2 separate regions of the Homo sapiens genome follow, and region 2 is linked to region 1. A link is a loop called in an ENCODE intact Hi-C map of the cell type or tissue named here. Cell type or tissue: HCT116. All regions are shown on one strand. Links, peaks and the distances in the headings refer to the core of each region. The heading gives the core; the rest is flanking DNA. Region 1 has its middle 75 kb from the start of TEAD1. Region 2 overlaps TEAD1 (TEA domain transcription factor 1).

Region 1 (15,361 bases), core at 4,774-12,773:
GCTCCAGAGCTGGATCTCTTTCCTTCATTCGGTGCCCTCTGGAATACCGTATATAGCAGCTGTTGTGGCGATTAGAAAAGATAATGGGTAGGAAAGTGCCTGGAAAACTCCACAGAGAACCAAGCATGTAAGAGATTATGAAGACTTGTTGAGAGCTTTGGCAAGGGCACTGTGACAATAGCCCTAGGGAGGGGGAACAAATTGATCTGGCTGGAGTTTCGGGACATTTCCCATTATCTAAGTGCTCTGAGTTCAGCATTTCTGAAATAGTGGAGCTGCAGACCCTCTTTCTTTGTGAACCAGTCCCCATGTCTGAGAACGAAGGCAGGAGAGGTTAGTTTGGCTTAAACCAGTCATTTTCTCTTGAGACAGATTAAAGGGTTGGGGGTGAAAAGTGGTGGTGTCCACGTGCTTTTGGGTCCCAGACATTGATTGATTCCGGACCCTACTCTGAGGGACAGCAGTAACTTACAACACATGCTGAAACTTTTTCCATTTAAAATGCATTTCAAAAACACAATAGGCCTGCATGTTTATTCTCTGAAATATAGAACAACAGAGCACGGATTGTTACATATGTTCTGAATGTTTCACCAGACTTCAGAGACACAGAAAGGCTTTTTGTTCTTTCATTCACCCAAACATTTAATGGATAATTTCTGTATGACGGGCATTGTGCTAGGCACCAAGGAACAAGACAGTGTCCCTGTTGTCAAAAACTAAAACTACAGTAGGAGAGGCTGACCTATAAGCTAATTTTTAAAATATTATGATACAACATCGGTACAACAAGAGGAGTGTATACAAGATAAACAAAATAGAATGAAAGAGAGAAATACTTTCTGCCTATGGAGAGTCCTTCCAAGAAGAGATGATGTCTGAGCTGGCTTTTGATGACCAAATAGGAATGTTAAGCTCCACTCCTCTTATGTGCATTGTTCCCCACTCTTCATATAGATCTGGTGCTTGGAAACACACTAAAATATTTTTTAATAATTATTAAGCACATAACATATACAGAACACTAAGTTAATATCTGTGCACAAGTCAAAGAACAAGGTATGATTCTATCTATCTGTCTTACTTGTAAAAACAGATTCGAGAAAACAAGACATGATCCAAAATAATAAAAGAATGAATAACAATAAGGAAAGCATTTAACATAACACTGGCTATAAAAGATCAAGCAAGGAAAATGCAAACCTGAATCGATAGGCAGATAATGGGTCAATAATATAACCTTAAGAAGCTAGAAAAAGAAGAGCAAATTATACCCCAAAAATATGTAAAAAGAAATAGTATAACCAAGAACAGAAAACAATAAAATAAAAAACAGATATTAGGGTTAAGGTTAGGGCAAAAGCAAAAGTTCGTTCTCTTAAATAATCAATATAATTATTAAAATCCTACATCAACTTCTCAAAAATAAAAGAATACAGCCTGGGGCTGGGCGCAGTGACTCACACCTATAATCTCAGCACTTTGGGAGGCCGAGGCGGGCGGATCATGAGGTCAGGAATTTGAGACTAGCCTGACCAACATGGTGAAACCCCGTCTTTACTAAAATTACAAAAATCAGCCAGGTGTGGTGGCACATACCTGTGATCCTAGCTACTCAGGGGGCTGAGGCAGAAGAATCACTTGAACCAGGCAGGTAGAGGTTGCAGTGAGCGGAGATCACACCATTGCACTCCAGCCTGGGCAAGAGAGCAAGACTCCATCTCTAAATAAATAAATAAATAAAAGAATACAGCCTGGGCAACATGGCAAGACCTACTCTACAAAAAATAAAAAAAAAATTAGCTGGGCATGATGGTGCACACCTGTGGCCCCAGCTACTAGAGACGCTGAGGCAGGAAGATTGGTTGAACCCAGTGGTTTGAGATTACAGTGAGGTATGATCATACCACTGCACTCCAGCCTGGGTGACAAAGACAGACCTGTCTCAGAAAAAATAAATAAATAAATAAAAGAATAGATATAAATTGCTAATATCAGGAATGAAAGAGAGAACATCGTTACAGATATTTCAGATATTAAAAGGATAAAATATTATCAATAATATAATGCCAAAAAAATTGGCAACTTAGATGAAATGGACAAATTTCCTAAAAGAATGCAACTTACCAAAACTGACTCAAGAAGAAATAGGAAATCTGAATAAACCTATGTCTTATTAAATAAATTAAATTTGTAATTAATCACCTTTACACACAGAAAAATCTCTGGGGCCAGATGGCTTCCTAATGAATTCTACATTCAACATTCAAACATTTCAAGAAAAAAATAATACAAATTCTACATAAGCTCTTTCAGAAAATAGAAGATGAGGCCAGTATTCCCTGTTAAGAAAACTTGACAAAGACATTATATGAAAAGAAAATTATAGATCACTGTCCTTTATGAACATGGATAAAAAAAATCCTTCCAACACAATTAGCAAATTGTATCTAGTAATATTTTTAAAGGATAGCAATACATAATCAAGTGGGGTTTATTCCTGGAATACAATCTTGGCTTTACATTTGTAAATCAATTAATGTAATTTATCATATAACCTAGTAACAGAATTTAATGTTAATTTATAATTTAATATGTTAGTTTATCATATTATCATGGTAACAGAATATGGTGCATTTCAATAGATGTAGGAAGAGTGTTTAACAACAGTTAACATCCATTCATGATCAAAACTCTGCAAACTAGGAATAGAACTTCTTCAACATGATTAACACTATCTACAAAAAAACCTACATCTAACATCATACTGAATGGTGTAAAACTGAATATTTTTCCACATAAATTTGGAACAAGGAAATATAATGCTGGAGGTCAGAGCTAACGTAAAAAGGCAAAACAAAAAGGGAAGGACATACCGTTTGGAAACAAAGAAATAAAACTATTTGTAATTACAGATGACATGACTGTATACCTAGAAAATCCTAAAAAGTCTTCCTACTAGAATTAATAAATGAGATTAACCTTGTTTCAGCATACAAGATTAACATGTAAAAATCAATTGCATCTGTATATATTAGCAACAAACAATTGGAAAAGTAACTAAAATATAATTTATAAGAGCATTCAAAAAGATGAGCTACTTAGGTATAAATTTTTAAAAATTATTCAAGATCTTAATTAAACTAAAGAGCTTCTGCATAGCAAAAGAAACTACCATCAGTGTGAAAAGGCAACCTACAGAATGGGAGAAAATTTTTGCAATCTACCCATCTGACAAAAGGCTAATATCCAGAATCTACAAAGAACTTAAACAAATTTACAAGAAAAAAAAACCCATCAAAAAGTGGGCAAAGGATATGAACAGACACTTCTCAAAAGAAGACATTTATGCAGCCAACAGACACATGAAAAAATGCTCATCATCACTGGTCATCAGAGAAATCCAAATCAAAACCACAACGAGATAGCATCTCACGCCAGTTAGAATGGTGATCATTAAAAAGACAGGAAACAACAGGTGCTGGAGAGGATGTGGAGAAATAGGAATGCTTTTACACTGGTGGTGGCAGTGTAAATTAGTTCAACCATTGTGGAAGACAGTGTGGCAACTCCTCAAGGATCTAGAACTAGAAATACCATTTGACCCAGCCATCCCATTAATGGGTATATACCCAAAGTATTATAAATCATGCTACTATAAAGACACATGCACATGTATGTTTATTGTGGCACTGTTCACAATAGCAAAAACTTGGAACCAACCCAAATGTGCATCAATGATAGACTGGATTAAGAAAATGTGGCACATATACACCATGGAATATTATGCAGCCATAAAAAAGGATGAGTTCATGTCCTTTGCAAGGACATGGATGAAACTGGAAACCATCATTCTGAGCAAACTATCACAGGGACAGAAAATCATACACCACATGTTCTCACTCATAGGTGGGAATTGAACAATGAGAACACTTGGACACATGGCAGGGAACATCACACACCAGGGCCTGTCATGGAGGGTGGACAGGGGGAGGGATAGCATTAGGAATTACCTAATGTAAATGACGAGTTAATGGGTGCAGCAAACCAACATGGCACATGTATACCTATGTAACAAACCTGCACATTGTGCACATATACCCTAGAACTTAAAGTATAATTAAAAAAAATTATTCAAGATCTGCAAAATGGAAACTAAAACACTGCTAAGAGAAATTAAAGAAAATTTAAATGAACACAGGGATATATTATGTTCACAGATTGGAAACTCAATATAGTTAATACTTTCCAAATTAATTTATATCTTTAACTCAATTCCTATCAAAATCTCAGCAGATTATTTTTAGATATTGATAAGCTTATTCCAAAATTCACAAAGGACATCAAATACCCAAAACAATTTGAAAAAGAACTAAGTTGGGAGACTTATATTACCTGATTATAAAGCTACAATCAGAGCCAGGCGCAGTGGCTCACGCCTCTAATTCTAGCACTTTGGGAGGCTGAGGCGGGCATATCATGAGGTCAGGAGTTCGAGACCAGCCTGGCCAACATGGCAAAACCCCATCTCTACTAAAAAAAAAAAAACAACACAAAAATTAGCCAGGCATGGTGGTGGGTGCCTGTAATCCCAGCTACTCAGGAGGCTGAGGCAGGAGAATCGCTTGAACCCGGGAGGCAGAGGTTGCAATGAGCCGAGATTGTGCCACTGCATTCCAGCGTGGGTGACAGAGCAAGACTCCGTCTCAAAAAAAAAAAAAAAAAAAAAAAAAAAAAAAAAAAAGCTACAATCAGGACAGTGTAATGTTATAAGGGCAGATTTATAAATCAAAGGAACAGTATTGACAGTCCAGAAATAGATCTACTATATGTGATCTATTAATTTTTTCTGAGGCGGAGTCTCATTCTGTTGCCCAGGCTGGAGTGCAGTGGCATGATCTCAGCTCACCACAACCTCCATCTTTTTAACAAATGGTAATGGAACAACTTTGTATATTCATTTGGAAAAACTTGACCTCATCCCTTATGATATGGTTTGGCTCTGTGTCTCCACCCAAATCTCACCTCGAATTGTAATTCCCACGTGTCAAAGGAGGGACCTGGTGGGAGGTGATTGGATCATGGGGGCAGTATCCCCCATGCTGTTCTCATGATAGTGAAGTGAGTTCTCACGAGGCCTGATGGTTTAAAAGTGTTTGGCAGTTCCCCCTTCGCTCTCTTTGTCTCCTGCCACCATGTAAGTCATGCCTTGCTTTCCCTTCACCTTCCACCATGATTGTAAGTTTCTGAGACCTCTTCAGCCATGTGGAACTGTGTATCAACTAAACCTCTTTCCTTTATAAATTACTCAGTCTTGGGTAGTTCTTTATAGCAGTGTGAAAACAGACTAATAACCTTACCTCAAACATACACAAAAATTAACTCTAAAATTACCATAAGTATAACAAAGAGGCTAAAACTATTAAACTTCTAAACATTGAGAAAATTTTTTCAAACTTAAGGTTAAAGACTTTGTGTGTGCGATTTTCTTTTTTGTTATTTTCTTTTCTGAAAGACACAAAAAAGCATTAAGCACAAAAGAACAAAATTAATAAATTGGACTTAATCAAAAGTAAAAACTCCTGCTCTGTGAAAGACAACATATTTAAATATTAAAAAGGCAAGTTTCAGATACATGTATATAATATATAGTTACATAGTCATTCATATATATACACACACACACACACACACACACACATATGTATACACACACACGGACATACACACATCTGACAAGGAATTTTTTTCTTTTTTTTTTGAGACAGAGTCTCACTCTGCCACCCAGGCTGGAGTGCAGTGATATGATCTTGGCTGACTGCAACCTCCGCCTCCCGGGTTCAAGCAATTCTCCTGTCTCAGCCTCCCAAGTAGCTGGGATTGCAGGTGTCTGTCACCATGTCTGGCTAAATTTTGTACTTTTGGTAAAAACGGGGTTTCACCATGTTGGCCAGGCTGGTTTCAAACTCCTGACCTCAAGTAATCCACCCACCTCGACATCCCAAAGTGCTGGGATTACAGGCGTAAGCCACTGCGCCCAGCCCTGACAAGGAATTTATATCGAGAATATAAGAACTCCTATAACTCATTCAGAAACAGATAAGAGGCCCGATTTTTTTTAAATGGGCAAAATATTTAAACATCCATTTCACAAAAGAGGATTATGGGCAGCTAATAAATACGTAACAATATCTTCAACATAATCAATCTTCAGGGAAATGTAAATTAAAATTATGAGACAACATGAACTAAAACTTATGTGTAATGGTTAAAATTTGAAACACTGATAATAGTGTTAATGAGGATGTAGAACAACCGAAACTCCAACAGTGTTAGTGGGAATATAAAATAGTACCACTTGGAAAAACAGTTTGGCAATTTCTTAAAAAGTTAAACACATGCTTTGCATACAACCCAGAAATTTCATTCACAGGAAATAAAACATTTGAGAGAAAAACAAAAGTATATGTCTAAACAAAGAGTTGTACACAAATGTTCATAGCATTTTTCATAATCGCTCAAAATTGGAAGCCACACAAATGTCTATCAGGGGGAATGGTGAATAAATTGTTGTATATCAATACAACAGAGTACTACTCGGCAATAAAAAGAAACAAACCCCTGATGTATGCAACAGTATGGATAAATCTCAGAAGTGTTATGCTGAGCAAAAGAGCCCAGACCCAAAGTGTACACAGTGTGTGTGTGTATACACACAGACACATACCCCTTAGAATATCTATCTATAAATCAGAATATGATACTTAATAGTGCTCCAATAACGTTACTTGTCTCTAAGTTCCACCCAAGAGATGACAGAATCAGAAGGTTCTGATATTTCTTGGAGATCTTTAGCCAGCCCTCTGAACCCTAACAGTTCAGAAGTAATTACGGCCCGAGTTACAGATCAAGCCAGCAGACACTACTTTCTTCTCTGAGTAATAAGACAAAACACAGGAAGCTGCGGCTTGGCAGTGATTCTTTGATAAAAGGAAAGCTTGTAGAACAAACCATAGGGAGGGAGAGGGATAGGAAGGAAGGAAGGAAGACACAAGTAGAATTGTGAATAATTAGGTTTCTCCCTTCTGCTTTGACTCCAGGTTTTTTCTTCAGTTCTATGATTGGTCATGTCTATAGGTAACAAATAATTACTGTGTTCAGTGCAGGATAGCCTGGTGGAAGGCAAACAGCCCTTGAAGCTCTCAGATCTAGGCTTCAATGCCAACTTTTCTATTGCATGGCTGAGTGATCCTCAGCAGGAGACACAGGATCTCCGTATTGCAGTCTCCTCATCTCCAAGATGAGGATAATAAAAGAATCTAGCTTACAGGGGCATCCTGGGGATTAAACAGCACAGGCTTCCATTGAAATGTATTAGAAACTGGGTAGTCAAAAACTGGAGTATTCAAGTGTGTGACCAAGAATAGACACAGGCTGCACAGAGCTCAGGGCCCAGTCCAGATTGGACGAGAAAGTTCCCTAGGCCAAGCTGGCTAAGCACCGCAGGTACCATTATAACGCCAGCCCTGAGGGATGTGAGCCAACTACTTAAGAATTAGAGAGGCCATAAAAGGCTTCGGCCTCCTCCACCCAATTCCTCAGCCACTTTCCTCCCAGAGGACCTAAGCTCTGTCCCCTACCACTGTTTGTCCTCTTGGTACTGGAATCCCCAGAGCAGAATGTGAGTGTGTCCTCCACCTGGGGAAGGATTGCGTCACAAGCTGGGTGCCTCCTGTGAAGTGTTTGCCCTGCTTGGGCTTAGTAAATACAAATGGCGGCCACCATCTGCTCTTGACCCTTCTGCTCCACGAGCGCGGAGGCTCCCTGGCCCAGTTGGTACTGGGTGCTTCTCCGCAGCGGCCGCCAGGGGGAGCCTGGGCCGAGAGCTCTGGGAAATCGAACAACTCGTTGAGGTCTTAGTTATGGTAGAAAACCTTGAAGTGGTGTTAGGTCAGCACCTGCGAGGGTCTCATTCTAAATACACCAGTATTTGGAGGATGTTTGAGAAAGGGAAATTGTCCAACAGTTAAGTAAAAAGAGCTGGAAACAAATTATCTCCATACTCTCCCTTCACTGGCTGAGAGACTAGTCTGGGTCTTCCCTGACTGCCCAATTTACATTCAGATGCTATGCAGTGGAGCCAGGTGCCGTGGGTCATGCTTGTAATCCCAGCACCTTAGGAGGCTGACGCAGGAGGATGACTTGAGCCCAGGAGTTTAAGGCTGCAGTGAGCCGTGATCACACCACTGTACTTCATCCAGCCTGGACAACAGTGTAAGACCCTATCTTAAAAAAAAAAAAAAAAAAAAAAAAAAAAAAAAACTGTGTAGTGGAAAGAACAAGAATCAGAAGTCATGGGTGGATCCAAGACTGTTCTGGACCCTCCCTAGTTATGAGAACTTGGACATGTCTCTATTTCCCTGAGCCTTTGTTTTTTAATAATGTCTGTTACCATTCATCAGTTATTTTCCATATGCCATGCTGCCAAAAATTATCTCATTCAATCCTTGCCATAATTACATGAACAAAGTGTTTGCTATGTACAGTTTATAGATTAAGAACTGAGGCATAAAAAGTAGCTTACCCGAGGTTTTTAATCTACTAGTTGTTCAGATCTTTCTGACTTCAAAGAGTATGCTGAAGCCCTCTTCTATTTCCACTATACTCTCATTTTCAAATGAGCAATAGTAATAATAATAATATTGCCTTTATAACAGATTTTTACTTGCAAACTTGAAAGTTATTCAAATGATTATATTCTAAGTTTCTTGTTGTATGTTTTGGGATCTGCAATGAGCTGAATGACATATGAATGTCTCAAAATTCATATGTTAAAATCTCAATCCCCAATATAATGGTATTAGGAAATGGGACCTTTGGGAGGTGATTCAGTCATGAGAGTGGAGCCCTCATGGATGGGATTAGTGCCCTTATAAAAGGGACCTCAGAGTGCTCTCTAGGGCACCCCCCACCGCTTTTTTTTTTCCACCATGTGAAGACACAATGAGAAGACAGCAGTCTGCAACACAGAAGAGGGCCCTCATCAGAACCTGACCATGTAGGCACCTTGATTTCAGACTTCCAGCCTCCAGAACTGTGAGAAATAAATGTCCATCATTTATAAGCCACCGAGTCTGTTACTTTATTGTAGGAGCCGAAACTGATTAACACAAGGTCTAAAGGTCACTTTGCAAAGGGCTATGACATGGTATGTGAGTAGAGAGAGAAAAGGTCTGTGGAAAGGGCTGAAGGCAAGGCTGTGATCACAAGCGTGACAAGGGCCTGAGCAGAGCCCATCTCGGGAACCTCGGGCAGGCAACAGCCTTGCCCCTCTGCCTTCTCCCCTTGCCTGATGCTGATACTGTTATAGAACAGCCCTATCTCCTTCCTGGCCACTCCTTTGCCCGTGGAAGAGAAGCCCCCAGTCCTCTAATGAAAAGTCTGATGAAACAATCACCTCTCCCTTGGTTTAACTATGCAGGCTGAAGGTAGACTCTTGCTGCTTTATTCTTAGGAAATTCTCTGTGCCTCTCACAAAACATTGGCTCTTTAATTTACCCAACATCTTCCTCCACCCCCTCCTTCCACCAGCTCCAGGGATTGCATGACTTATAACAGCTAAAACTTTGAGCAACTGAAATGCCCATCCATAGAGGACAGATTAAATAAGTGATGCCACATCCTTAACAATGTCCATTAGTTACCTAAAATTTTATGGTAGTTGAAATAAGTACAACTCAAACTGCCTAAAGCCAAAATAGGGGTTTATTGGCTCTTGTAACTGAAAGGGCCTAGGACATCTGACTGCAGGTCTGGGAGGAATCAGGTGTTCAAATAATGTTGTCAGGAACCTGCCTCTTTCCATCTCTTTTCTCTTTCTTTTGCATCAGCTTCATTCTCAGGCAGCAAAAATGGCTAAGAGCAGCTCTAGGTTTTTATCTCACAAAATATACCTCCCCAGAAACTTTCAAGCAAAAATCCTGTGACTGTCCATTTCTGGACCAATCTCGGTGATTCAGACCAGGTCAAGCCTTAATTAAGGGATTGATATAACATAAAGATTAGACCATTAAACTTCTAAAAGGAGACATGAGAAAATCTTCACAACCTAGGGATAGGCAAAGATTTTCTTAGATAAGATACAAAAAAGCACTACTTATAAAGGAAAAGAATGATAAATTGAACTTAACTGAAGTTAAAAGCTGTTGTTTGACAGATATCATTTGAAAATGGAAAGGTAAGACTCAGACTGAGAGAAAACAATGTCTCTTACACTGTAAAATAGTTCTGCCACTGTTAAAAAAGACATGAATATATGTGTGTCAGTATGAAAAAAATTGAAAAGATAGAGATATAGTGAATGAGTGAATAAAACAGAAATATCTTATCTAAAGTAGTTCACAATATTTATTGAATGAATCTTCAAAATATATTATTAAATTTAAAAGATGTACAGATTGATCTATGTTTTTAAAAAGTATTTTGTGTATGTGTGTAAATGCATAGAAACAGATTAGAAGGGGTAACAGAAAGGTGGGCTTTTGTTTTTTACCCCCTTATACTTATGTAGATCTTTAATTTATATCAAAATAAGTAGAAAATAAAAGATAATAAAAATCATCATGCTATCTTAAGCCCTCAGACCACACCCTTCCTGGAGTAGAAGAGCCATATCTTGTGGTTCTGGGAATTTCTCCAGATCCTGCCTCCCAACCCCACTTTAAAGTTTCATGCATGATTGATTTTTCAAGTTTTAGTCCCGTTTGTGTAAAACTGAGCTTCTTGCACTTGACAAATTGACTGGCTAGCTCTTAATTTGCCTTTTCTCCAAGACGCTACCTCTCTAGTCATTTCCTCAGTCCCACCCATTTCGGCTGTTAAATGAATGATACGCCAACCAGTCATTGATCTAAGCTCCCTACACACTATGTCCTGCCCCAGCAATGTCCTCAGCAAAACAAGTGAGGAATCAACCTGGCTTTCCCAATAGGGTAAAATGTTTGCAATAGGACTTTGAGTAATTTGAATTATGTGAGACATAAGCGCATGAGAAAAACTAGCACATTTAACATGTGTTTAACACATAAGCATTACTATTTTCATTGAGTATGAACAGAACAAGCTTCATTATTGCCATTTTAAATAGAGGGGGAGATTGAACCTCCAAGTTTGAAGAACATGCCCTAAGTCACACAGCTAGTAAGTGGCTCTGGCGCAAAAGGAAGTCTGTCTGAATATAAAGTTTATTCTTTCTCTTTTAACTACACCAGTTGGCAATGGGGAATATGAGGTGAGAGTAGGACCTTGGCTATCCCCAAATTTCCCTCCTGTAAATTTAGAACTAACAGACTCTATCTAAAGAATGAAGAAAGTTTCTAATCAGATTTTATGTCCTCTGCACATCCCATAGATAATGTTGTTTTGAAATAGCCAAGGTACTAACCATCTCTGAGCAGAAATGGACATCCCATCATCTGGAATGTGTCCCAAGTGGGCCTTATGAAAATTTTTAAGTCCCTGACAAGAGGAAGCTGACTACTCAAAATAGCTTGATTATTTTTCCACTCTCCCAAATCAAGAGGAGTGATTTCCTTGAAAATATAAGGATTTCAGAACTTTCAGAAGTGCTTCAAGTAAAACAAGATATAAGAATGTGCCTTATGAAGAATACGCCCATAATTTCCTCCCATTCAAATCCTCTTGGGAAAATACATTCACCTCAGTGCCAAAGTGGCAACTCTATAACATGTGACCAAGTCCCCTGATCACAGCTGATTGGGCCTGAGATGAACACAGGAAATTGAGGTAGTCATATTCTATTACCAGGTGGAGATGATTTGAACTCAGGGAACAACTCAAGGAAGTGGTAAAGCATTGGTCTAAACATTGAAGAAATAAAAGTCATAAAACTGAACAGTGAGACTTCCCAGGACGTTGGCAGCTAGGAGTATAACCCTGCTCAAGAGAAAAGACACACATATACTGACATTTTGATGACCCCTCCAGCCTAAGGAAACAGCAAGGTTAGCCCTGATCAGTGAAGTCCACTAACATCTTTTCTCCCCTCCCCCACCCCGCTTGATCTCTCTCTCTCACACACACACCTCTCCAATCAGCATGTAGTCCCTGTTTTTAAAACATTAAAAAGACACACACACACACAAGGCTTACCATACATTTGAGGAAAGCCTTTTACCATAACAGACAAATAAAATTTAAAAACCAGAGGAAAAAAGGGGGAGAAGAGAGAGAGAGACATGGACAAATTAGAAAAAATTAATTTCCTGAATTTTAAAAATTATGGCCAGGTGCACTGGCTCACACCTGCAATCCCAGCACTTTGGGAGGCTGAGGCAGGCGGATCATGAGGTCAAGAGATCGAGACTATCCTGGCCAACATGATGAAACCCCGTCTCTACTAAAAATAAAAAAATTAGCCAGGCGTGGTGGCTTGCGCCTGTAGTCCCAGCTACTCAGGAGGCTGAGGCAGGAGAACTGCTTGAACCCAGGAGGCAAAGTCTGCAGTGAGCCGAGATCGTGCCACTGCACTCCAGCCTGGCGACAGAGCGAGACTCCATCTCAGGGAAAAAATAAAATTATAATACACTCAAGGAAATGGCAAATGAGGTTATTAATGTGGGACTAGATAAGAGAACCATTCTTCTATTGGAAACATCTATAAAAACTGCATTTTAAAAAAGTTTAAAACTGCCTAGAGTACTGAAGGGCCCAAAAGATAGTGAAGAACTGGTGGACCAAGATGCATAAGATGACAGAGCTAACATGGAATTAGGAGCTTCTTTTAGAGACACTTATCAATTCTAGAAAAAGTATCTGAGTTGTTTAGCAGCCTTTGATAAGCTTGCAGGCCTGGGGACCAACAGGAGATATCCAAGGCCTGCCAAGGAATAGAAGGTGATAAACTTGCTATGTTTGGGTTAGGATCCTAAAGGGCTATAACTTAGAAGTAAAGGCAAATCAGAAGGTGACTCACTTGTAGGAAATGCAGCCATGTTTTAAATTATCTCACTTGCTGAAATTACATTAAGTTTATCCCAAACTGGTAGTGGATCCAGAAACTTCACAGAAGCAAAGTAAAATCCTTTCCAGAGGAGGAACATAACTTCCAAGTCCTCACATGATTTCTAAAATAATTTTCACATATAAGATCTGGCACACAATCTTAAAATAACTTGGCATACCGTAAGGCAAGGCAACAGAAAAGACACCCAGCAGAAATAACAGACAATAGACACAAACTCACAGAGATCCAAAGATTGCATAATTAAACAGTCTTTAACATAATTTGTGTCAATATGATAAAAGATAAGATGTACAGTTTCAGTAAAGACCTAAAAATAGGTACTTTTAAAACTCATAAAAGGACTTCTGCCATTTATGAGAAACTATCTTATATCAGAACAATACTTTGCCATAAACAACTAGAAAAAGTGGGTTTAAATGTCTTTTGGGAGACAAAGAAGAGCTCCCAACTTGGCCAGGAGATGAAGGGATGTGAGCCCAGAGATGGGAATCTCATAATTGGGCATGGATTTTTCCTTTGAAGCATTTGCTTCAAAAATGAAAAAGAACAATTTGAAAGCAGGGTAGAGAAAGAGAATATATTATCCGTACAAAAAAGCCCCACAACAATCACAGCTAACTTCTCAACAGAAGCTCTAAAAGCAAGAAATCAATGGGATGACTTGTTTAAAGTGCCAAAGGACATTAAATGTTCATAGAAATAGAAACAAAATTCTTAGGCTGGGTGCAGTGGCTTGCACCTGTAATCCCAGCAATTTGGGAGGCTGAGGCAAAAGGATTGCTTGAGGTTAAGAGTTCAAGAAACAGAATTCCTTATAGCAAAATAATATAAATCAATAGAATTGAAAACAAAAAAAGGAGAAAAAAGTAATGAAATCTAAAGCTAGTTAGTTGAAAAGATCAATATAATTGATAAATCTCCAGCCAGACTGATGAAGAAAAAAAAATTTTAAAGATACACATTACCAACAATAAGAATGCAGAGGCAGGGAAGATATGGACATCACCACAGATTCTACAGACATAACAGGATAATAAAGGAATACTATGATCAACTTTATGCCAATATGCTTGATAACATAGATAAAATAAATTCCTGAAAATTGTGAACTATCATAGCTCACTCAAGAAGAAACAGATAACATGAATAGTCCTATATCTATTACATAAATTGAATGTGTTGTTTAAAACACTCCCTCAATGAAAACTCTGGGCCCTGATGGCATTACTGGTAAATAATATCAAGCATTTTAAGAAGAAATAATATCAATTCTATTCAAAATCTTCCAGAATATGGAAGAGAAACACTTACCAACATATTTTGTAAAGCCAGAATTTTCCTAATATTGAAACCAGAAAAAAAAAATTTAAAAAACTGCATAAAATTTGTCTTGTAAATAGACATAAAACTCTTCAACAAAATAGTAGTCAAACTCTAAAGGCTATATACTGTATATAGCCTTTAGAATTTGTATATTCCATTTACATGACATCTGCCAAACTCCAGAGGCAGAAACCAAATCATTAATTACTTGGAGCTTGGATGGGAGAAGACTGATTTCAAACAAGCATAAGAGAACTTTTTTGTGGTGACGAAAATGTTCTATATGTCTCTTGCAGTGGTAGTTACATTACTATATATATATATATATATATATATATATATATGTTATATATCATTGAATTTATACCTAAAAAGGGAAAGTTTTACTGAATGTAAATTATGCCTGAATTAGCCTGAACTTTAAAAACAATACCACTTACAATAGTGTCAGTTTCCTGAGGCTGCTGTAACAAATTACTACAAACATGATGACTTAAAACAACAAAAATGTATTTTCTCATAGTTCTGGAGGCCAGAAGTCCAAAATCGGTTTCACTGGGGAAAAACAAGAAAATCAAAGACATGTTCCAGAGGATCTAGGAGAGAATCTGTTCCTTGCTCCTTCCAGCTTCTGGAGGCTGTTAGCATTCTTGAGCTAATAGTCATCTCTCTCCAGTCTCCAAGGCCAGCATCTTCAAATCTCTTTCTGCTCCATTTCCAGATGGTTTTCTCCCCTGTGTGTCTATGTCAAATCTCTCTCTGTCTCTCTTATAAGAATGTCTGTGACACGACTGTATATTTAGAAAACCCCATCGTCTCAGCCCAAAATCTCCTTAAGCTGATAAGCAACTTCAGCAAAGCCTCAGGATACAAAATCAATGTGAAAAAATCACAAGCATTCCTATACACCAATAATAGACAAACAGCCAAATGATGAGTGAACTCCCATTCACAATTGCTGCAAAGAGATAAAAGGAATACAACTTACCAGGG
Region 2 (15,361 bases), core at 4,481-12,480, 150 kb after region 1:
AGCTTTTATGGTAAAAACCAGGATTATTAAAGATCTTTTAGCAGTGTCAATGCTGGTTGATAATTGCACGGTGTGATGTGCCCTGCATGAACTGTGTCAATTCTGGCCACACTAGGAGTAGCAAGGTGAATGAGATCCTCTCTTCTGGAAACTAGACTTTGGCTGCTTTTAAAGACAGAATGAAACTACAGTGAATTTCACTACTTATTCGGTATTATTTTAAATTTTCAGGACTCACACTCCACTGGTGATAAGTTCTTCTATGAAATTTTTGATCAATTTGATTGGGAGAGGGCTGTTTCTGAAAAGCTAAAAAAAATTTAAAAACACAGAATCGCTGCCTGTCTGCATGTCAACTGCTGGTCTGGCTGCCTCTAAAATTGTCATTTTAAGGGGTTTTTTTTTTTTTTTTTGGACTGTTTGCAGTGGAGTCTTGTTCAGAATACGGCTGTGTCTTATAATACGTGCAACCCTGATATTGTAAAATGAAATATAAATCAATAACTGCAAAATAAGGTGACAATTGAGAACCTTTTCCCCATCAAAATTAATTGTTAAAAAAAAAAACTTAGCCCATATTTTTCTGCTTAGAATTTTTTTGTCCATCTACCTTTCACCACCTTCAGGTTGGGAATCTAAATGTGCCTGTTAGAGTTGGCTCTGTCTTCTCCTGCCAAGGCATTCACAGCTTCTTTTGCACGTACGGGATTACAGTGGGAAACCCATTCCACCCAGTGGATGGCCTGGTCTTGAGGCTTACCTGCCTGGCTTAAGGAAGTGCATCTTTTCTTGTAGCTGGGCCTGTACCCACCCACTCATAAAACAGTTGCTAGGAGCAAATTAAAGAGGCATTGTGTGTGGAGTAAACCAGGATGAAAGAACAATGGATGGAGAATCAATACCCTCCTAACTCCCTACAGTGATTGAAGTTAACTTTATTTGAAATATCCAGGCTGGGCCAGAGCACATCAAGCTAGCAGCATTCTTGCACGAGAGTAGCACGGGAATGAACTTTGATTTCATTTTAGGGAAGAAGAAAAAATAATGAATAAATGCTTTTTATTAGCCTTTTCCCTCCCCTTGAAGTCCTACCTCTTCTACATAAACCTAATTAGCTTCGACATGTTTGGATTTAGTTTTGAGAAAATTAAAGCTGAGTAATATTAGGAATTTGTTCAGTGGGAATACTTGTTAAAACCTTCATTGACCCAAATCTGACTTATAAATGGTATTAAATAAGCAAACTAAAGAAAACTTCATCCCCGTCTTGTCCTAAAATAATATTTTTAAAAGCATATTTAGAGTTAAGTATAATATAAATATGTTACCCTGATTAGGTACTAAATGAGGTACTGAAGAAGCTGTAGTGGCGGTATTGAGTGTAGTTATGAATTTAATGTTCTTTTCTTAAAAACCAAGTCCTCTTTGACACATGTTCAAAGGTCTTCCTTTTTTTTCTTCTCCTGAGCTGCTCTTTCTCACCTCTGGGGCACTTCCCTCCTACACTTGGCCCGCATGCGTGGTTTAGGCAGGCCCACTGTTATTTTTGTGGTAACCTGACACTGGGCCCAGCGCAGCCCCCTGGCTCTTGTGGGAGGTGAACTGGCTGAGAGCCAGGCTGCGTTCTCCCAGGATGAGCTGCTGCTGAAGCAGGCTGGGCTGAGGGCTGTGGGCAGGCTGCAGCAGGGGCTGGGATGCCACAGACCAGGCGGGCTGGGGGTTCACCAGTGAAGACCTCAGACTGTGCGGCTCAGCAGGTGGCAGGTCCTGCCTGAGGTTAAAGAAAGGTGGAGTTGGTTGTTGAGGCCACAGACCAGGTAGTCAGGGTGTTTGGAAACCTGAGGAAGGTTTTGAGGCCAGTGAGTCTCTTTTATCTCACTCTGTGGTTCTAGTCTAAGGTATGCCTGAGGCTGTCCTTGTAATTCCTTAGACAAGGATGAATTTCTTAAGAATCATCAAAATTGTATTCACATTTTAAGTTAAAATAAAGCAAATGGTTATTTGTTGAGCTGGGCTAGGGGGCTGGAGTGGGGTGCAGAAATGAATGGGAAATAGTGCCTACCTTTGAAAATTTGCAGTATAGCAGGGAAGAAGGTGGATATATTAGCAGTAATTATTATTATTTTTTAATTTTTAAAATTTTTGTTTTTTATTTATTTTTTGAGACGATGTCTTGCTATGTCATCCAGGCTGGAGTGCAGTGGCACAATCTTGGCTCACTGCAACTCTGCCTCCCGGGTTCAAGTGATAATCCTGCCTCAGCCTCCTGAGTAGCTGGGATTATAGGCACCCGCCACCACACCCATCTAATTTTTTGTATTTTTAGTAGAGATGTGGTTTCACTATTTTGGCAAGGCTGGTCTTGAACTCCTGACCTCAAGTGATCTGCCTGCCTAGGTCTCTCAGAGTGCTAGGATTACAGGCGTGAGCCACCACGCCTGGCCTATTAGTTTTGTTGTCAGCTATTTGAGAACCTACGGTGTGTCTGGCACAGTTAAGACATACTACCCATGCTCATCTCTAAGCATTTAGATAATATATGCATTGACTGTTGATTGAGATATTCTGTTAATACTTTCATGGATCATCTCATTTAATCTTTACATCAGGTGGCTAATAATGTTCCAGTTTTCATGAAAAGAAATGTAGGCACAGGTAGTAAGTGGAGGAATCAAAATTCAAACTCTTTGGGATTCTAAAACTCAGTATTCTCTTTATGTATATATAACTGCTCTGCCATATGGATTCTCCAGATGTCCAAGGTGATCCCTGCAATTTTTTTTTTTTTGAGACAGAGTCTTGCTCTGTTGCCCAGGCTGGAGTGCAGTGGCGCGATCCTGGCTCACTGCAACCTCCACCTCCTGGGTTCAAGTGATTCTCCTGCTTCAGCCTCCCAAGTAGCTGGGACTACAGGCACCCGTCACCACGCCCGGCTAATTTTTGTATTCTTAGTAGTGATGAGGTTTCACCATATTGGCCAGGCTGGTCTCAAACTCCTGACCTCAGGTGATGCACCCGCCTCTGCCTCCCAAAGTGCTGGGATTACAGGCGTGAGCCGCTGCGCCTGGTCTAATCCCTGCAATTCTTAGAAATACCTACCAAGGACAATATCAGCAAAAGTTTTTTGAGTTCCAACAATCTGTCAGGTATTGGGAGAGCCCCAGGCACCTGAAGGAGTGGAGTAGGTGGCCGGCTGTGTCCAGGCATCTTGGAGTGCGTGTGCAGCTAGAATGTTGGGGTTCTGGATGGGTGGCTGGAGGAGCAGGCTGAGAACAGGTGTGAAAGGCCAGGGGTCTCATAATGCACTTCAGTCCTGAGTGAGTGGGGATCTGCTGAATGACTTCAAGTGAGTGTATGATGAAAGTCCTATTTGCATTTTAGGAAAACCTTTCTGACTGCGGGATAGTGTAGGAGACACTCGCTAAAAATATGTCTCCTGGGATTCTGATTCAGGATTTCTGGCATAAAGCTGGGAATCTCTATGTTTAAGAAGCCACCCATATCATCTCGTATAACCAGGCTTGGGGACTAGGTTGTTGGCAGTGGCGAGAGTGTGGGGAGGCGGGGGACAGCTCAGCTCTGGCAGAGGGCTGAGGCAGAAATGGTGCGGTCCTTTCCTTGAGACAGGAGCAAAGTTAGTGGGGTAGAGAGGAGCAGAGGGGATCCAGGGGAGGCAGGGGGACTGGGGGTCAAATGGACGTTCTTGGTGATCATTTAGATCAGGAGGGGAGGAGGGGAACCTAGGATAATGGCCCTCCTTTTGGGTTATGCTCCAGCCAGTTTACCTGAGAAACATCATCTCTGAGAGGAGGCGGTGGGATTCTCCCAGGACCTGGGAATCCTTTTGGATTTTCATGGGGACTTTTACAGATAGATCCTTAATCAGCAATGTGATGTTGATGGTGTCAGGGCCCACTGTGCCAGAACTGTGTGTGTGTGAGGATTTGCGCTGGTTTGTTTTGCCTGTGGGGGACTTTTGGCTTCTGAAGTCACATCCCCTACGTAGAGTCACCTTTAGGCAGTTGGATTGAGAGGGAATCTGCACCTGGAAGTCTCCCTGAGAGGGAGGGCTTTAGTGGCCATTTGTACGTGTAATTGGAAATGGATTACATTTTAATTAATCTAAGGGGCTGAGAGCTCATCTTGTTCCTCTACCAGGGTTAACAGAATCTGTAGAAGGATGTAGTCTTGGAAGGAAATATATTCCCCCTGCCTGACACTCCGTCCACCTTTTTCCCTAAAGAAATTTGTGTGTGTGTGCTGGGGACCCGTAGAAAATGTGGATTTAATCAAGGTGTGGCCTTTGCATATTTTACTGAATTCAGCAGACTCATTTTGCTGGGGTTTGTCAGAGGGGAGGGGGAGGAGACTGCTGGCTGGAGAGGGCTCACAGCACCCTGGGCCATGGGGAAGTGAAGGCAGGAGAAGGCGCAGGCCTGATGTCAGACATGAGCGCATCAGACTTTCTGTCCGTACCTCTCTTGGACTGGGCGTCTTGCCCCCACTGAATGCCCTTACAGTGCTTGTGGACGGCTTAGAGTGGTCTTGTGCCCACAGCAGGTGCTCCAGTAATATTTGTTCATTTGAATGAGTGGTTTAATTGAGGGGGGAACAGTAGTTACTCACTTATCCTGCCTCAGCCTGTCTTCAGCTAAGGTGCCAAGATTCTTTCTCTTGCTGAACTTGAACTGGATGTAAACCAAGGACCAGGTTTACATTTTGAGGATTGGGATGGGGTGCGGGTGGGGCTTTAATTGGCCCCTGAATTTGCATCTCAATGTGAGAGACCTGTTTTGCATCTGCTCCATCACCATGTCATCATTAAATGGAAGATTATATTTGTCGTTTAAAGGGTGGGGACTTGCTTGTGTTGGTGATCATTGGGACCCAGTTGACATTTGTGAACCGGCAGTGTTGCGTGCTTTTGGTTAAATTCATGCATTAGCTCGTGTCGGCATTAGTTGGTGTTTTCACATTGGCCAAATGCAGACGCATGTCTCTGTATAAGCATAGCAGCCTGGTTCCCATGTTGGGCTCGAGTGTGACCCTGTTGTCAGCTCACAGCCTCTCTTTAGGGATGAGGGGAGTATGTTGAGTGCTTGAAGACAGTCTGATGAGCATTCATTAGAATGGCTGAGTGATCAGGTACCGAGCAGAGTTAATCCCATGGCTCTGGGTTGTTTAAACAAACACACCTTTATAAACTTGGAACACTGAAGGGAGACGTCACATTGTAGTATTTCAGTTTATCTAGAGAACTGTCCTGGCCTTGGACCATACTGAAAATACTTTTGATTTAAAAGTTCAGATTCCAGATATATAACATTCTCTGTTCTTCACCCTTTATCTTCCCAAGTAGACAGACAGACAGACAGACACACACACGTACACCTTCAGGAGTTGCTCACACACTCCTGGTGTTTCTGGTGTTTTCGTGCTTTTTGTATGAAACAGTCCACCTTTCGTCATGGCCTATGAGGCCCCCTGTGATTGACTCAGCTTACATTTTCAGCCTCTGCTCTAGCCTTTCTACTTTCTTGCTTGGCTCTCTCTTCCCCACATCTCCTCCACTAATACTTGGCCTGTGAGTCTGGATTAGCCTTTCAGACCAGCCTAAATGCCACCTCCCTGAGAAACTCTCATTGATCCGAGAGACAGAATAAACTCCTCCATCAGCACCCTATTGATTCCTCCATTGCATCAGGTGACATATTTATTCACCTGTTCATATTCACCCATTGACTCATTATTTCCGGCAACCATTCAGTCCTGTTTTTTGGGGAGCAGTTGCCATGTGCTAGGCATTCTGCTGAATGCCAAACATAGAAAAATGACTGGGCTGGGTGAGGTGGTTCATGCCTGTAGTCCCAGCACTTCGGGAAGCTGAGGCAGGAGAATCGCTTGAGGCCAGCAGTTTGAAATGAGCCTGGGCAACATAGTGAGGCCAAAAAACCGAAATAATTAGCTGGGCATGGTAGCATGTGCCTGTAGTCCCAGCTACTTGGGAGGCTGAGGCAGGAGGATGGCTTGAGCCCTGGAGGCTGAGGCTGCAGTGAGCTGTGATCATGCCACTGTATGTACTCCAACCTGACTCAAAAAAAAAAAAAAAAAAGGAAAAATTACTAAAGGCATGGGCCCAAACCTTAAAGATCTCACAAATCCTCAAAGGTGAGAGACGCATAAACAAATCATTCCTATGCGGTGAGTGAGTTCAGTTCATTTGTACTGGCTGGCAAAGGTGCTACCTGTGGGAACACAGAGGAGTGGGGAAAGGCCAGGTCAGGCTTCCCAGTGGAGGGGCTTGAAGTCTTGCAGGTATGTGTACTTATTTGTCTCGCTGCTGGAGAGGGTGCTTGTTGAGGACAGGGAATGTGGTATCTTTATCTCCATATCCAGTGCTTGGGACATATGGCTGAAGGGACAGGGGTGGGAGGGGCTCTCAGTAAATGCTTTTACCACATTAAATTGAAACAGATAATTAGAAAACAGAAACTTTCCCTTTCATATTTATACCCTATCATGTTTCAGAATCATTTTAAGGCAGCATGCAAGACTGTAAAATAGCATAAATAGAAGGTGGGAGAAAGAATGGAGAAAAAGAAGAGGATAGAGGTGAAGACTAAATGTGGACTTAGGAATGAAACCAAACTTGCCGACCAAAACCACCTCTGAGCACTCTCTGAGGGGCCTGCCAGTGTGGCTCAGTGCACTTTGGTGGCTACTGAGTAAAGGAAAGGCCAATGGCTTGACCACGAGGTAAAAAACACATTGTGTTTTGTTTGCTGTAGAACTTTCCTTTGGGATCTTTGTAAAGATCAGTCTGTGTGACGTGATGAGCAGCGTCTTCCACATCCTTGCATTCACTCTAGAGACAAATCCCATTGGCTGTTTCTTCTAATAACCCTTCATATGCTGATGGCAGCACATCAAAGCATAATTCAAAAAAGGCAAATGTATTCAGAGCTCCTGGAATAATCTTTCTCTAAGGTAACTGGAATCAGAAAGGCACTGAAACAGGGCAGTTTTTTTTTTTTTTTTTTTTCATTTCTTTCTTTTTTTTTAAAATAATTTTTATTGAAGTCCAACTTACATACAGAAAAGGGCACACACATCATCAATATTGAGTCCCTTGTGTTTTTCCATTTGAATGCATTGGCATCCAGAGCCATTGATCTATTGATCTGCACTGACATGACCAGAACCTCCTAAGCCTCCCCACGCTGCCTTCCAGTCAGTACTCCCAACCCTAAAGGGTGGTTGCTACCCTGACTTCTAATAACGTAGATGAATTTCGTTAGTGTTTGAACTTGGTATGAACGGACGCAGACAGTATAGTATATATTTCTTTGTATCTTTTTTTTCCTCAATATTGCGTTGGTACAATTCACCCATGTTGTTACTTGCAGTTGTCATTTATTTATATTCTATTGCTGTCCCATAGAACTTTCTGTGGCTGTGAAATGATTTTTGTCTGTGCTGTATGACACAGTAGCCATTAGCCACTTGTGAATATTGAGCTCATGAGATACAAGTAGTGTGACTGAACAACTGAATTTTTAATCTTATTAATTTACATTTAAATTCACAAATGTGTCTAGTGCCTACTGCATTGGACAGTACAGCTGTATACCATTCTATTTTATGAATATGCTACAGTTTTTTTTTTTTTAAGACAGTGTCTCACACTCTCTCAGGCCAGAGTGCGGTGGCGTGATCACAGCTCACTACAGCTTGACCGCCTGGGCTCAGGTGATCCTCCTACTTCAGCCTCTGGGGTAGCTGGGACTACAGGCATGCGCCACCAACACCCAGCTAATTTTTTTTTTTTTTTTTTGTAGAGATAGGGTCTCACTATGTTGCCCAGGCTGCTCTCAACTCCTGCGCTGAAGCAATCTGCCCATCTCGGCCTCCCAAAGTGCTGGAATTACAGATGTGTTCCACAGCGCCCAGCCTGATTATACTATAGTTTATATGTCCTATTGTTAATAAAAATTTGGCTGTTTCTGTCTGTTACAAACAATGAAAATATAAACATTCCTATACCTGTCTTTTGGTGAACATAGGCATGCATTTCTTTAGCATCTCTACCTGGGATTTGGAATTGCTGAATCAGGAGGTATGCATATAATCAGTTTTGGTATGTAGATATTGCCAAAGAGTTTTCCAGAATGATTGTACCAATTTGCGCTCTCATCAGTTCTTTGAGAATTCCATTTACTCCATCTCCTTGAAAATCCTTAGTATTAGTCTCTTTACTGTAGCTCTTCTAGTGGCTGGATAGAGGTATCACATTGTTTTAATTTGCATTTCTTTAATAACTAGGCATGTTGAACACCTTTTCATATGTTTATGGGCCATTTGGTTATGTTTCATAAAATACATTAGCTTTTTACTTTTTTTTCTATTGGGTTGTCTGATTTCTTATTGTTTGGAGTTCCTGTAGGATGAAGGATATGAGTCTCTGTTGAATAAATGTGTTGCAAGTATCTACTTTGTGGCCTGCTTTGATTTTCTTAATGGTTCTTTCAAGAAAGCGAGTTCTGAGTTGTGATTTGGTCCAGTTTATCATGTTTTTCCCTCCTGATTAGTGCTTTTGTGTTCCTTTAAAGTATCCTCGACTACTTTATGGCCATGTAGGTAATCTGCTAAGAATCCTTATAAATTCTTTACTGGTTTTTTTACTTTCAGATCTAAAGTCTATTTCAGATGGATTGTAAACTATTGTGTGTGGTGGGGTCAATTTTTATTTTTTTCGTATGGCTATCAATCAACCTGGCTCATGTATCAGGAAAAAAATTTCTTTACTCAGGGTAATGCAGTGTCACTTTTGTTACAAATCAAGTGAACGTATGTGTATGAGTTTGTTTCTAGATTCTCTAATCTGATTCCTTGGCCTATTTTCATTATCTTTGTGCCAGTACTATACTATTAATGACTAAGCTTTGCATTGAGGTTTCATATTGGGCAGTTTAAGTCGTTCAGCTTTGATTTTCTTCCTCAAGATTGCACAAGAGCTGCATTTATTCAAACAGGTTCATTTTATTTGTTGTTTTATGTTGTCTCACTTTTATCCAGCATCCCAATGTTATTTGACACTGTCCTAGGTTGTAGAGGTCACACAGGCTCTGCCTCTGCCTCTGCCCCGGAGGAGTTTTATGATCATGTTTTGGGACTTAGAAATATCCATGTGTGATTTGGGTATGCTTTGAGGATCTGTATGCTCAGATCCATTAGAAATGGGTAAAGGCAGACCAGATCTGACACCCACACAAGAGAAAGTGACAGCCTGATTTCTGATAGTCTAGAGACTATCAGACTTCTGCCTGTTACAAACAATGAAAATATAAACAGTGGGAAGGCAAACAATGTGATGAATTGTGGTTTTGGTTCCTTAGGTTGACAGGAAAGAGTTTTTTCCTTTTGGGCATGTTAGAGCCTAGATTTTGGATCCTGATGTGAGTGCTGATGAAATCCATTTGGATCCATTAGATCCTGAGAGCACTGAATGTCAGGAGCTGTGGTTGAAGGACCAGAGCAGGGCTTGGCCTTCGCAGTTTAGCTCTTTAAAATGCCATCCTGATTCAGGTTTTCCTTGTTGATTGGCTTATGACTCAATCAGGAGTGAAGTGTGGATTTCCCTATTGCTTCTCTCCCCAACCCCCAGAATGCCTGTCTCAATAATTTAGGATAGATGGGGCATGGCCAGAATGAGAGAAGCATCCAAAGTCATAGAAGCTGGTGGAGAAGGCCCTGGACTACTTTTGTATGCAAAGTAGGGAGGGCCGTTTCTGATGCAGCACAATTAGAATTCTGAATCAGCCAAGGGGGCCGCATCTGGGCAGATTGCTGCTGGGACCTGGAGTGAGGCCAGTGCCAACATATCATTTAAGTTGGCTGTCAACAGACTGTGTAACATTGGGTGAGTCTCACCTGGCCTTTAGTAAGCAGGGATGACTCTCCAGGCATTTACCTATAGACTTCCCTCTTAGGGAGCCATTTCTAATGGTATAAGACCCATTTCTAGGCATTCCATCAGTCATGCAGCTGAGGGGACTTCTTGAAATGGTGTATATACTTATATTTATCTTGTATGTTAATGTCTTTTTACTTCTACTTTTGATTTTTACTTTATGCTCATTGTCATTTAAAATACCGAGTTATAATAATCGGATGGTGAATCGTACCAACTAAGAAAGTGATGTGATCCATAGGTTAGTGGCTAAGGAGTGTTGTTTTCCTGGTGTTTTCTTTATTTTTAGTAAGCATTATGGTTGGTTAGTCTACCCCAAGTGTATGTTGACTCCACAGGCTACTGGAATTGGGGAGTTAGTCTTAAGGTTTTCTTTGACTGTTACTCCTGGGAAAAGGCTTATGAGTTTTCCTTTTGAAATACTGACAGCTCCTTACTGCTAACAGTTGGGACGTTTGCTCTCTTAAAGCAGGAAAGAAGCTTCTGTTTCTGGGGTTGAAATGTGTTTCCCGAGGTTAAGTTGTCCATTTCCCAGGGTGGGAGTGACTTGGGCTACGAGTCATGTCCTCTGGTTCACGCTCACTTTGGGCATGCACTGTCTTGGTATCAGGTCTTTGCTTTGGAATGGTCAGATAGGATAGATTGCCTGAAACTGGGTCTGTGGCCTTGTCCTTTTGAAGGAGTCCACTGATAAAGAACAACAATGATCAGCTTGACTGGTGGTAGTGACGGGAGAAAGGAAGGGGCAGGATTTCTGTTCTCAATGGCTAACAGATTCATTAAGGGGATGGGGTGGGCTATTCCCCTAAAGGCTGGTAATGCAGAGTGGTCCCATCAGAGCTGCATAGCATGAAATCAATCAGAGCTTTTCTTGAGCTGTCACCTGGGCAAGTACTTAGGGCTGATGGAGCGGAGAATTAATCAGGGATTCTCAGGAGGGTAATGCTAAGTCCTCTAATGGGATGCTTAGCATTGGGGCTTGGTGAAGAGATATTGGCTTGTTGATGGGATTCTGTTGACACGGAAGTGATTTTTGAAAACGAGAAGGAGTAATTATCCACTCCTCCCTGCTGAAATTAGAGGGAACCTGTTGGCATTGGCACCAAGGCTCACTGGCTGCTGCTGTCGTTGTGGCACATGTTGCCTCAGTTCTCAGCATCAGCATTCCCATTCCCTGAGAATTCTGCCCTGTCTCTGACAATGACATACTTTCTGTGCTTCCATCTCTTCTGTGGTTGCCTACAAAATCCAGGCTGCCAATCTTCACTTGTATTTTTCTCAGGCCACTTGTTAGCAAGGTTGGCTAGTGTCTTAAATGGTAGGAAAATAATAACACAACCCACTTTACATATGCAAAAGCAATTAACCATTATTAGTGTCTGACATTCCTCTCAGCTGCCCACAGCGGTGAGTCAGGATCATCACTATTCATTAGGAATTAATTAGACTGTCCTTGATGATATCAGTCATCTACAGAGCTAAGAATTCAGCACTGCCTACATCCTACTGTCTAGTGAGGGTATAGTGTATTTGATATTCCCATAGAATGTGCATTCTGTTTGGAAAATGACTCCTAGATTGAATCTCTGTTAAGTATAGGACTTTGGACAACTTATTTAGGTCTCTGAACCTCACAAGGTGGGGATAATACTAAAGGGGGAAGTGCAGCGATTAAATAAGATCCTCTAGGCAGAAACTGCTGGCATTATGCCTGACACCTAGTTCTGGGAGAAGGCTGAATTTGGTTTTGAGGTACCAGTTCACTTTGGAAGTAAAGCACCTTTTTTCCCCCCAGTCTTTTTGTTGGAGGGGAGCTTTTCTCCTATGAGAGAAATTTGGACTTTGACTAAGATTACAGTGACCTTCAAGCCATCAAATGTTTGGTTGAGTTGTCCACTATAAATACCATTCCAACCATGTGATTCTCTTTCTAGAAACCCTGAAGTGGCCCTCACTTCTACTGACTTCTCTCTCCTCCTGGGCTATTAGAAATCTTTTCTCTTAGTGCTCGTCCCGTTGCCACTGTCTGTATGCTGCCCTTTGCTCACCTGCTCACTCAAGTTTGCTTTACCATTTGTCACCTCTTCGAATTTCTTCCTTGGCCACCTCCTTGGCTTCTGGTCTTTACACCCTGGCTGCTCCGCCTCCCATATCTCTTTCCCTGTAGCTGTCACCTTTTGGTAATTTTCTTCTCCAGTCATCAAAAGGGAAAGGGAAATGGAGAAGGTAAAATATATTGTCTCAAAAGTTACCATTCTCCTCAAAATAAGATTTACTGATGATAAAAGATTACCTCTTAAAGGACTCAAATCTTATTTGTCCCTCTAACACAGAAGGACTATTAGTTGCCAATAATTGTGATTAAGAAATTGGATCAGCCACCCAACTCTTCGTTATTTACACTGTGCCTGGCTTACAGTCTGTCTCCTTGTGTCCTCCTAATTTGGCGATTTTCTCTGGGTCTCTTACTACTCATTGGAACCTTGGCCAGAGTCAGGAATGTGAAAGTAGCTGAAACACTTCCTTTTCTTGTGGAAACTTTGGGTGTTAATCTCAGTCATGTTGTTATCAAAGAATATTTGTGTTTTCTGGTTGTTGGTTCATTCTTTTTTTATTTTTTATTTATTAATTTTTTTGAGACAGAGTCTTGTTCTGTCACTCAGACTGGAGTGCAGTGGCCTGATCTTGGCTCACTGCTATCTCTGCCTCCCAAATTCAAGTGATTCGTCTGTCTCAGCCTCCCAAGTAGCTGGGATTACAGGCGCCTGCCACCACGCCTGACTAATTTTTGTATTTTTAGTAGAGACGGAGTTTCACTGTGTTGATCAGGCTGGTCTTGAACTCCTGACCTCAGGTGATCCTCCCACCTTGGCCTCCCAAAGTGCTAGGCATTATAGGCGTGAACTGCCATGCCTGGAGGTTCATTCTTTCTTTCATTGACTATTTATATGTCAGGTATGGTACTGGCGCTAGGGACAGTGTAAATGTTACATAGTCTCTGCCCTCAGGGAGGGACACTGGGGTGCAAATGGGAGGAGCAATGACAAACCAACTCACTAAGTTTTTGTTTTGTTTTTTTTTTTTTAATTTTTTTTTTGTGATGGAGTCTCACTCTGTTGCCCAGGCTGGAGTGCAGTGGCACAATCTTGGCTCACTGTGACCTCCGCCTCCTGGGTTTGAGTAATCCTCCTGCCTCAGCCTCCTGAGCAGCTGGTTATAGGCACCTGTCATCACGCCCAGCTAGTTTTTTTTTTTTTTTTTTTTTTTGAGGTGGAGTATCACTCTGTCGCCTAGGCTGGAGTGCAGTGGCGCAATCTCAGCTTACTGCAAGCTCCACCTCCCAGGTTCACGCCATTCTCCCACCTCAGCCTCCTGAGTAGCTGGGACTACAGGCGCCTGCCACCACGCCTGGCTAATTTTGTTTTTGTGTTTTTAGTAGAGACGGGGTTTCATCACGTTAGCCAGGATGGTCTTGATCTCCTGACCTCGTGATCTGCCCGCCTCGGCCTCCCAAAGTGCTGGGATTACAGGCGTGGGCCACCCTACCTGGCCATTTTTTTAAATAGAGGCAAGGTTTCACCATGTTGGCCAGGCTGGTCTCAAACTCCTGACCTCAAATGATCCACCTGCCTCAGCCTCCCAAAGTGCTGGGATTAGAGGCCTCACCTCATCAAGTTCTGTTATAGGTAAAGTCTGTGGGATCACATGGTGAAGAATGAATAAGTTGGCTTCCTCCAGGGTTAATGGTGGAAACTGAGGCATACTGGAGCTACAGGTGCTGTGTGGTCCTGTGTTACTCAGGGGGACAGAGCCCTAACTTCATCCCAGCTCTTCTCCTGTGACCTCATAGAATATTGAGACACTGGCAAAAACAAGCCATAATGATTTTTTTTTTTGGTGATCGTTGTGTTCAATGGCATTTCATTAATTATGAGGATTAGTTAAAATCAACCCTTTTACTTAAGAGCCTTTAAATAATCTGAAGATGGGTGAGAAACTGACATTATGAGAGACCCACAGGAATTAAGATGAAGGGAGCAGCAAATTCCTGTGTCCTATCTCATCTCTTGTTGGATAGAGTTGGTGTCAGAGCACCTGCATTGGACTGTCTTATCCCGGTCATCCCCCAGGCTTTTATAATAAAATGTGTATTGGTTGAATACACATGTGATATCTCCACTGTACTCATGTTACTCTTTTTGAAGCCTCAGTAGGTTATAGTGAAGGAATTACACATTTAGGGAATGTGGTTGTTGAGGCAGTTACCAGGATATTTGGATTCATAGAGTTTGTTTTTGGAGTTTATTGGAGTGTGTTTGGGAAAAAGTTCAGGAATAAAGGATCTTTCAGAAAAGTGTTTATGATGGAAACTGAGGCACATGGGGGCTACAAAGTATACATATTTTTAAAAGTATTTCCAGCTGGGCGCGGTGGCTCACGCCTGTAATCCCAGCACTTTGGGAGTCCAAGGTGGGCGGATTATGAGGTCAGGAGTTCGAGACCAGCCTGGCCAACATGGTGAAACCCTGTCTCTACTAAAAAATACAAAAATTAGCTGAGCGTGGTGGTGAATGCCTGTAATCCCAGCTACTTGGAAGGCTGAGGCAGGAGAATTGCTTGAACCTGGGAGGAGGAGGTTGCAGTGAGCTGAGATCGTGCCACTGCACTCCAGCCTGGGCAATAGAGTGAGACTCCATCTCAAAAGCAAAAAAAATTATCTCCAACAAAGAAGACTTTTCTATTCTCTTTCCTTGAAGGCATTCTGTGAAAACGGTTACTACCCTGAACCACACTGCCCATAAGAATCTGAAAGCTGTTGAACCCGTGAATAAATTCAGAATTAGATGAGTGTTAGAAATAAAGGTGTTGTCACCAATTTACATTTTCTATGCAGTCATTTGAAGACCTTGAAGAAGAGGTCCTTTGTAAATCAGTTTCCCAAAGTAAACCATTAGAGGAAGCTCTCTCATTTCTTCACCATCCATCAGAAGGTACATAGCATTGTCTAGAGAGGATGGACTTGGACATAAATGAACATCTGTTCATAGTTTTACAGATGACAGAGCGCCTTCACTCATGATCTTACTAAATCTTTATGGCAACCCAGTAGAATAGAGTCCCTCCATCCCTTAATCATTTTTCTGTATTGGGATGAAATTTAATTTGTTATTTGCATTTAACAAATGAAAACCTGAGCTTCTGAGAGAGTTATTAGGTTGGCACAAAAGTAGTTGCGGTAGTTTGAGTTCCATGGCTTAAGGGCGAGTAGGTTTGAAACCCACATCTGTTGGAGTCTTCATATATTCCCCTCCCTTCCTCTCCTACCTCTTGCCCCAGTACTGTGTTCTTTATTTACTGAATTTAGTGAAAGCTGACTCCTTCACTTAAAGG

The links. Hi-C counts contacts between places; a loop is a spot of excess contacts. Peaks named below come from ENCODE experiments on the same cell type or tissue, not always from the same donor. Only the 100,000 strongest peaks of a DNase experiment are listed, where the experiment ranks them.
Region 2: a loop joins it to region 1, with 2.1 times the contacts of the local background. A loop is called at or near these places in 2 of 110 quality-filtered maps.

Annotation. Positions count from the first base shown.
Region 1 is chr11:12,591,821-12,607,181 of GRCh38, forward strand. No RefSeq gene overlaps it. Among named protein-coding and RNA genes, the nearest start is that of TEAD1, 75 kb to the right of the region's middle. RefSeq lists an enhancer at 7,702-7,996. In HCT116, for the core only: a CTCF peak has its summit at 7,871 (motif pointing right); a DNase peak (open chromatin) is centred at 7,861.
Region 2 is chr11:12,745,192-12,760,552 of GRCh38, forward strand. The region is part of intron 2 of TEAD1 (TEA domain transcription factor 1); the gene reads left to right. Among named protein-coding and RNA genes, the nearest start is that of TEAD1, 78 kb to the left of the region's middle. RefSeq lists silencers at 4,811-5,105, 10,411-10,705. In HCT116, for the core only: a CTCF peak has its summit at 8,260; no DNase peak of the experiment used is centred there.